Regions from separate parts of the Homo sapiens genome. Here region 1 is linked to region 2. A link is an interaction called in ENCODE POLR2A ChIA-PET data of the cell type or tissue named here. Cell type or tissue: HepG2. All regions are shown on one strand.

Evidence for each region. Peaks named below come from ENCODE experiments on the same cell type or tissue, not always from the same donor. Only the 100,000 strongest peaks of a DNase experiment are listed, where the experiment ranks them.
Region 1: POLR2A ChIA-PET joins it to region 2 with 6 read pairs; 1 of 35 experiments calls an interaction of 5 or more read pairs at or near these places.

The regions. Positions count from the first base shown.
Region 1 is chr2:69,080,562-69,084,561 of GRCh38, forward strand. The region is part of intron 8 of ANTXR1 (ANTXR cell adhesion molecule 1); the gene reads left to right. Among named protein-coding and RNA genes, the nearest start is that of MIR3126, 21 kb to the right of the region's middle. In HepG2, no CTCF peak of the experiment used is centred here; a DNase peak (open chromatin) is centred at 2,300; H3K4me3 peaks cover 263 bases.
Region 2 is chr2:69,214,886-69,218,885 of GRCh38, forward strand. The region is part of intron 17 of ANTXR1 (ANTXR cell adhesion molecule 1); the gene reads left to right. LOC124906019 (a long non-coding RNA gene) reads left to right here. Exons shown (of 2, transcript XR_007086799.1): 1 at 1-4,000. Among named protein-coding and RNA genes, the nearest start is that of MIR3126, 110 kb to the left of the region's middle. RefSeq lists a silencer at 2,212-2,506. In HepG2, no CTCF peak of the experiment used is centred here; DNase peaks (open chromatin) are centred at 86, 1,886 and 2,316; H3K4me3 peaks cover 234 bases.

The DNA of each region.
Region 1 (4,000 bases), 130 kb before region 2:
TTTTATGGCAGGCTCTGACCATTCAGTAACAACTAAAGCAGGTAGAGGCTCTGTCCTGGTAGAGCTTACAATCCAGTGGGAGAGACACATTAAAAACAAGTAAATAAATAATCATGTGGAATTAAAATTGTGATAACAGGAATAAAAGAAATAACATGGCCATGAGATTAAGAGTAAAAGGGTTGACAAAGAACCCAGGTTCCTTTGAAGAGATGAACTGAAGGACGTAATGGAGCCATCCATTGGAAGGGCATGGATAGAATGTTCTTGGCAGAGCACGGCCCAGTACAGTGCATAGGAGAATGAAAGACCAATGCTTAAAGTGAAGAAAGGCAGAAGATGACATGAAGAAGCAGGCAGAAGCTAAATCCAAGGACAATAGGAAACTATAGCTAGGTACAGAGTCTGACAATAGAGCAATCAGGCTTGAAATCAAGACTCAGGAAATCTAGACATCATGGCACTCAGAATCAATAGCATTTCGGCCTTTGAAGAAGAAAACTCACTATGACTTGAACACGTTCTCTCTATTAGCGCCTCTGCCAGGCACTTAACCACCACTCTCTGAAGAAGGATTTATTATCCCCATTTTATAGATGAGGAAACTGAGGTGCAAGAAGGTTGGAGAAACTGCCCTCAGGTCTGCCCTCTTATAATGGTGGAGTGGGGAATTTGAACTCAGCTCTGGTTCCAAAGATTCTGCTCTTTTCATGACATTTGGCCATAAATGTCTGAGGAAATGGAAAATCACCACTGGATTACCAGAAGCCAGTTGCCCAGGGCTTGGATTCATCAAATCCCCAGATGCTCTGCTTCCTCAATCTGATGCTCATGTTTTGATCTTTCCACTGTTCTTCAATCCTCTCTCCTTCAAGAGGAAGTACTTATGTGTCAGATTTTTTCAAAATGTTCCCACTTGTTTTCCATTTTAGTTTCTTAACTGAGAGGGATAGGAAAAGGGCAGAAGGAAATTAACAGCTGTAGAGAACTTACTTTGGAACCAGACATTATCCCTTTTTCCCATATAATATTATTTCATTTAAAAATCATAACAATGCTGCAAAATAAATATTCCTATTCCAATGTTACAGATGAAGAAACTGAAGCTCAGATAACCTGCCCAAGACCACACAGCCCTAAGGGGGAAAGCAGGGTTAGAACCCACTTTTTCCTTGACTCTAGAGCCCATGATTTTTCCTACCTCTATTTTCTTAGGAAGCTAAAAATAATCAAAACCACCATTCAGTGAGTTCGTACTATGTGCCAGGTACTGTGCAAATCATTTCACATAATCATCTCCTTGAATCCTCACAGGTGCCATTTGATGTAGAAATCATTACCCCTTTTATAGAAGTAGATACTAAAAGTTCAGAGAGATTCACCAACTTGTCCAAGGCCACACAGCACAGTGAGTAGTGATCCCGAATAGACTCAAGTCTTTCTAATGCCCACGATGTGAATGCCCACTGTGTTCTACTAAACAATGCAGGCAGGCCAGGAAGTAGCTCCATTTCAGAGAGGAAGACACTGAGGACTGAAAACGTGAACTGGCTTGACAGAGGCAAGACCAGAATCCATGTGGCCTGATCTGAATACACCGTGGATGGGCAGGGGAGCACTTTGCCTCTTACTACCAGGTAGAGACCACCTCCAGAAATCATTACTGCCCAACGGATGAAGTACCATCGTCCTGAGAAGCTGGAGAATTGACACAGGCTGCAAGGAACATCTCCCCTTCCACACTTGCACAGGACTCTACCTCTGAGCACCACGACAGTTTTCCCACTCGCTTCTGCAGAATATGGTGATAAAATTACAAGAAGAAGTCTGGATGGCTGGAAGATTGTAGCCCTTGAAGCCAGTAACACTGTAAAGGAAGAAACTATTCCTGTGCCTTCTCATATTGTGGCTTCTTCAGGGAATTTCCACCGACCACAACTGGTGAATTTAGCACCAGCCCTCGAGCAAAAGTATGAAGCAAAGGTCCAGCAAGGCTCCTGGGTCTTTGCTTGCCTTTTCAAAAGTGTTTCAGGCAGTGAAACAGGAACCCGCATAAAAGCTGGGTTCAGATAACACCGAGATGGGTCAGCAGCTTTGAATCCCAACACTCGGCCTGGTTACCGTGATGCCAGCTCCTCCTCCCAGCTATCCCCACTTGGTGTGCAACTGAGGGTGGTGCCTGAAACCAAGGACACTGTCTGAAAAGGAGAGCCCACAGCTGCTGGCACCAAGCCATCTCCATCTAGGAGAATTTCCCTCGAATAAATATTTAAGCCGACATCAGGCTTCCTGTTAAGGAGAGTGAGTCAGCACATAGAGCTTTCTGCATGTTTGATCAACAATAAACAACAAGCATTGAGCAAACACAACTATGTTTGCAAGGATTTCTCGCAAGCTGTGGCATGACCATCCTTGTTATCAGGGAAACTGTGAGATCAACGGAACCGAGGAATCAATCTATTCCATGGTATATATAAATTTATTTTATTTATGAAAACCAGATCCTGTGCTGATTTGTCCCTTCCACTCATGGGAAGCAATGTAATCCCCTAATCTGGCCCAGGCCCTAACAAAGCTGTGATAAAAGGTGAAATCTGTCTTCCAGGCTTGCCTCCCAGCTACTCTTCCAAGACCCCAACAGGAACTGCAAAGGGTTTTCCTGTGATCAGAATTCATGTCACATTCCCAAAGTCCTGGAAAGTGTCTGCCTTATTGAACTAATCCCTTTTCCAGGGCTAGCAGATGGGGAGGCACATTTCAGCAGCAGCAGCTCTTCTCATAAATCAGGCTTGTTGGTCACTGGAGGCAACCTCCTTCCCTTCCTTCGCCCCATCTGAATCCTGTCCAAAGGCACCCTTCAGTCTTCCCATCTCTACAAAGCCTGCCCTGCTCTCTCCTCTTCCATGAGCTCTCCCTGCCTTGGACTCCAGTGGCACCAATTTTTTGAAGCTCTTGCTTGGCATGTGGATCTGTTCCATGCCTCTGCCATTCCTCCTGGTCACATGCTAAGTTGTGCAATCCCAAAGACTGCCCTATGTGTCATATTTCCCATGATATGCAGCCCTGTGCTTTGCATATTTATTAATTATAAAGCAACCCAGAGTACCATAGAGCTTTTGTGACCCAGGGAAGACCTACACTGCACAACAAGAGGGCAGTCTGTGGCTCCGTTTCTTGTAAAATCCCCTCAGCCTCTCCCCTCCCCTCTCTTCCAAGATTGCATCTGTAAAACATGGCATTCTGGGCACCATTCACATTAGCAGGCTTGGATACGAAACATAAATAGAATCAATTGTAATTTCTGTAGTGGGCAGAGAATCTTTTTTCAAAAAAATCTTTTGCCTCAGCAGTCATTAATTAGACTCAGATTTTGCAGACACTCAGACCAGGCATTTCTCCTACACTATTATTTCTATTCAGCTTATTAAAAAGTCCAAATTGAACAAGAATTCCCAGAGCTTGAACAGGCTACAAAGATTGCAGAGGGGCATGTTCAGTTAATCCTCAGATCATTCCTATTCTTCCTGCAGCCCCTCCTCCTATATTGAGGAATCTGCTGAGACCCACTATAAAAGCAACAGCAGAATTTTAGAACGAAATCAGCTCCCAAGAAAGGCCACTCACTTTTCCAGTCTGCTCATCTTACTAAATAAACCACATTTTGAAGTTCCCAGCTCTCTGAGCTTTTCTCCTGCAGACATGAGAAGAAAGTGGTTTAGTGGGGAAACAAATGAATTTCCTACTTTTAGAACCTTGTTTATCCTACACTCCTTTGGATCGGATTCTCATTGAGTGTGAAACTAACAGAGTAGCATCTATTTAAGTGAGTGGGGTGCCCTCCCTCAGACAAAAACTTTGGCATGTTTTAAGAATAAGCTTTATTGTTTAAGATACACAAACTGCTTCAAAATGTGTTTTGTTGCATGTAAGCGTGGTATAATGTATTTGGTATAGTGTATTAGTGTACATAAAATCATATATGAATCCCAGAAATACGTGT
Region 2 (4,000 bases):
TGTTTGCTTGTGGTGCTTTCATAGCCTCTGGGTCTAGCAGTCACCTCCAGCTTGTTACTGCCGAAGTCCCTCTGTCCTATTACATAGCCTCTTGGACAGCATCCAAGATGACTCTGCTCTGCACTTCCTCTGCACGACCCACATCTGGTCCACAAGAAAGACTTACAGGACGCATGGATGGGCGAACCCAATTGCAGCCCCTCCATCCTGCTGCACAGGCTGCCTCCACTTTCTCAGACATGAGAACTCTGTATTCGCCATCTTCAGGGAACCCATTCCAAGCTCTCCAAGTAGCCCCATGGGGACAGCCTCACTGCACTGGAGGGGAAGCCCAGGGAAGCCCTGATGAAATCTCTACTGGAAGGGTCTCTGGAGACTCACAGCACAGCAACTTTTCTCTCCAAGAAATCCCTTCATACATCCTTCGCCCTACCCAGGCCCCTTTTATAGCCTTCATCTGGCTGAAGAGTCCAAGCATCATGAAGCCAGTTTACAGATGTTTCCCTATTAGGCAACTTATTAGAATATCTTACAGCTCAGAGCATAGTCAAAACTTCCATTTTAACATTCATTACATGCTTATCTCAGATTTTAATTATCCACCCATTTAAAGATATGCCCCATGGGGCATAGACATCATCTGGTTTATTCACTACTACATCCCAGCTATGATAGGCACTCAGTGAATAATTATTGAATTAACAAATTAATGTTTAAGTAAAGTAGCGTCCCCTCCTCAGCCTGCAAGCCATATGGGAGTGGGAACTGAGATTATTTGTACTCAATATTTGCCCCCAGTAGAGTCTAGTAGAATGCTGGCCCATAGTAGGTACTTTAAAAGTGGCTTTGAAAAAAATTAATGAACCTGGGCAAAAGGCCACATTTCTCTAGGTAAGATTAATGGAGGCTCTACTGACCCAGAGCCTCTCTCCCATTCTTCTTCAAATTCTTCACTTGGCTACATTGCTTAAAACTCTGCTAATCAGATATTCTATCAGTTCAAAGCTTTTTTAACAACAAAGATATCACCACTGAGAAAATGGAAGCCAGTCATTTACACTTAAGAAGACAATTTGATACAAGGAATGTACAGGAACACTGTCAGGGGCCTGAAGAGTGCTAGGAGGCACTTAAGAGAAAGGAGATGGCAGGCCCAGAGGTGGGAGCTCTTTTAGAGGCTTGCCAGGGAGACCGTGTGTGCCAGGAGGTGAAAAGGAAGTGGCAGACAAAACCAGTATTTTTTAGAGTTTGCCTTTAGCAAGCTTCCTTCTACACAATTTTTAAGAACCAATTAATTTTTAGAGCTAGAAGGAACCTTTTATATCATCAGATTCCATGGCTTCCAAACATTTTTGAGCCAAAAAACTTCTTCTTTCAATGAAATCTTACCAGAAAGCCAATATGAAAAACAGGTAAGCGGAGATAATCTGGTTCTAGATAGGTGGTTTTAGGTGGGTTCTAGATGTTTGGGCTGGGAAACCAAACATGCACATACACATACATATCTATTAATACATACATACACACATGCATATACATACATATACACACATACATATATGTATATACACACATATATACATGCATGCACATATATACACACATGTACACGCACACACACGATTTTCTCAGAGTAGTCTTCAAACCTCCCCCTCAGAATCACTAAGTGCTCCTGAAACACAGTGTGTCCAGATACAATGAAAGACCCACAGTCATCCTCACCCATCACCATGTCCCAGAGACTGGGCTCCAGAGGTCAAAAGAAAATGAAAGACACTAGACCCTACTGCTCCCTCCCCTTGATCAAGGAGCAAGACCTTGTCCCCTCCACTTCCCAAACTCTTTGTCTATTCTGTAAATGTTTGCAAATCAAAGAAAGAGCCCTTTCACGGGACCACTGAAGACTTCCCCCATGAGTTTAATACTACCAACAAATATTTACTCAGTTCTTCCTACATTCTTGACCCGTGTTTGGCACTCAGAACAAGTGACCATTGTCATTGCTAAGTTAACCAGCACTCTCTGGGTGCTGCCTGTTCAACCTTCTCTGAGCCATCTCAATTGCAGTTAAATATCCCACATCTTTCCATCTTTCCCCTAAATGTGCTTTGAGACACTGTGTGAACTGATCTGCTGAAATGCAGATAAACTACATCTGTCAGCCCCCATCTATGAATCTAGTGAGACTTGCAAAAAAAATGAGGTTTGGCACAATTCGCTTTCGGCAAACCTTTGCTCCCAGGGATGACCACTGTTTCCTGTCTTTGGAACTTATAAGCCATCTGTTTAATAATCTGTCCTAGCTTCCTGCCAAGGACTGACATGCATCTCACCAGTCAGCAGTTCCCACCAAAAGTGCTTAGGGCCTCAGGGCCTCCCATCCCTGCTGCTGGCCAGTGTCCAGCTCACACAAGTGGCCCCCTCATCCCTAATGAGGCCTTACTGGAGAGGATGGGCCACTCGCCTATTGCAAGTGCACAATGTGAATCTGAGAGTTCAGTTTCGTGTAATTATTTCTGTATCAACAACATCAACTCAGGGCTCAAGATCACCTAGGTGAGAGTGTAAGAATAGAGACTTTCCAATTAGCAGAGCTAGGTTTGAAACCTAACCCCACCACTCACTGTGTGGTTTTGACTAATGACCCACTCTGAACTTGTAAAATGAGCCCATGGGAGCTCATGGTTGTGATTACTAAATGCAATATAGTGCATTTAGTATATGCAATATTGTGCATGAAATGCTCAGCACAGTGGCTGGTGCATATCAGCATTGTTATTATTAAAAGAAAATACCCTTATTAATTAACTACTGCAAGTCAGGGGTGGGAATGGGACAAGGAGCAGGCCTGGGTGGAGGGCCTGTGTGTGAGGGGACTATTCATAGGTACCCAGTTCAATTCTTTTTCTAGGCACTAGCGGTATATGGAAAAGATCCTCTTCCCTGTAGAGCTCGAATTTCATGGAGAAGAAATTATGAGAGAATGTCTGTCTCCTTTCAGTCACCTGGCTTGTGGATTTGCTATCCCCAGGTGAAACCAAGGCCCTACTGGACTGGCCCCAGGCTGATTCCTGGAGGAAGCTACTTTTCAGAGGGGCACACAGGTTATCTCATGGACAGGTTCTTCAGGGTGTCTTCTAACCCCCAGAGATCTGAGGACAAAGGATTCCTATCATCTCCTTGAGCAACTGTTAAGGAGGCAGAGAGGAGCCGGGTGGAAGGTCCTCAAATGAACAAGGTCAACCAAGCGGCAAAGGTTCTAACAGTTCATTCTCCTGGCCCTCGTGTGAAAACTGCAGAAAAGTCACCCCATGCCTTTGTAGATTAAAATTAAGCTGGCAAGATTCAGCTGTAGTGGGCTTTAGATGGTCTGGGTCACTTTCTGAAGCCAATTTCTTTTAAAAGCTCTCAAGCTGAAGGCAATAATACTAAATGACAGCTGAGAATTTTAAGTTTTATTTTCAGTTCTGGAAAAAAAGGGGGGGATGGGTATCCCTTTATATTTTTATACTGAGGACAAGTCAGTAGGGAGATTTCATTGTGTTGTCGGTGTAAAAGTAATCAACTCAGTGTGCCATAGCCAGGAATTCAAACTGCTTGGAAAATGCAGGTGTAGTTAGCCCTTTTCACTGGAAAATACACTGGACAGTGACGTGGGTAGGTTAAGAGCAGAGAGCTGCTGGGAAGATCTGCAGAAAGGGCAAGGTTGTCTGCCACATTCCTTCTTCCTAAAGCACTTATGCCATCTAGGTGAAACTGGGCTGTTCTAGGAGGGGTAGTACTTCCTGCTTTAACACTAACCAACTTGAAAATCACACTGGGAACAAAACCATGACAGCCAGGAACACAGCACCAGAAGGTGAAACCCAGCCCAGAGTATGTAGCCGCTGTAACTTACAGCATTAATAAAAGGCTTACAGAAAACCAAAGGCCTATTAAATATCCCTGCCCCACCTAGACTCACCACTTAATTGGGGTGGGAAGCCTCAAGGCAGAAGGA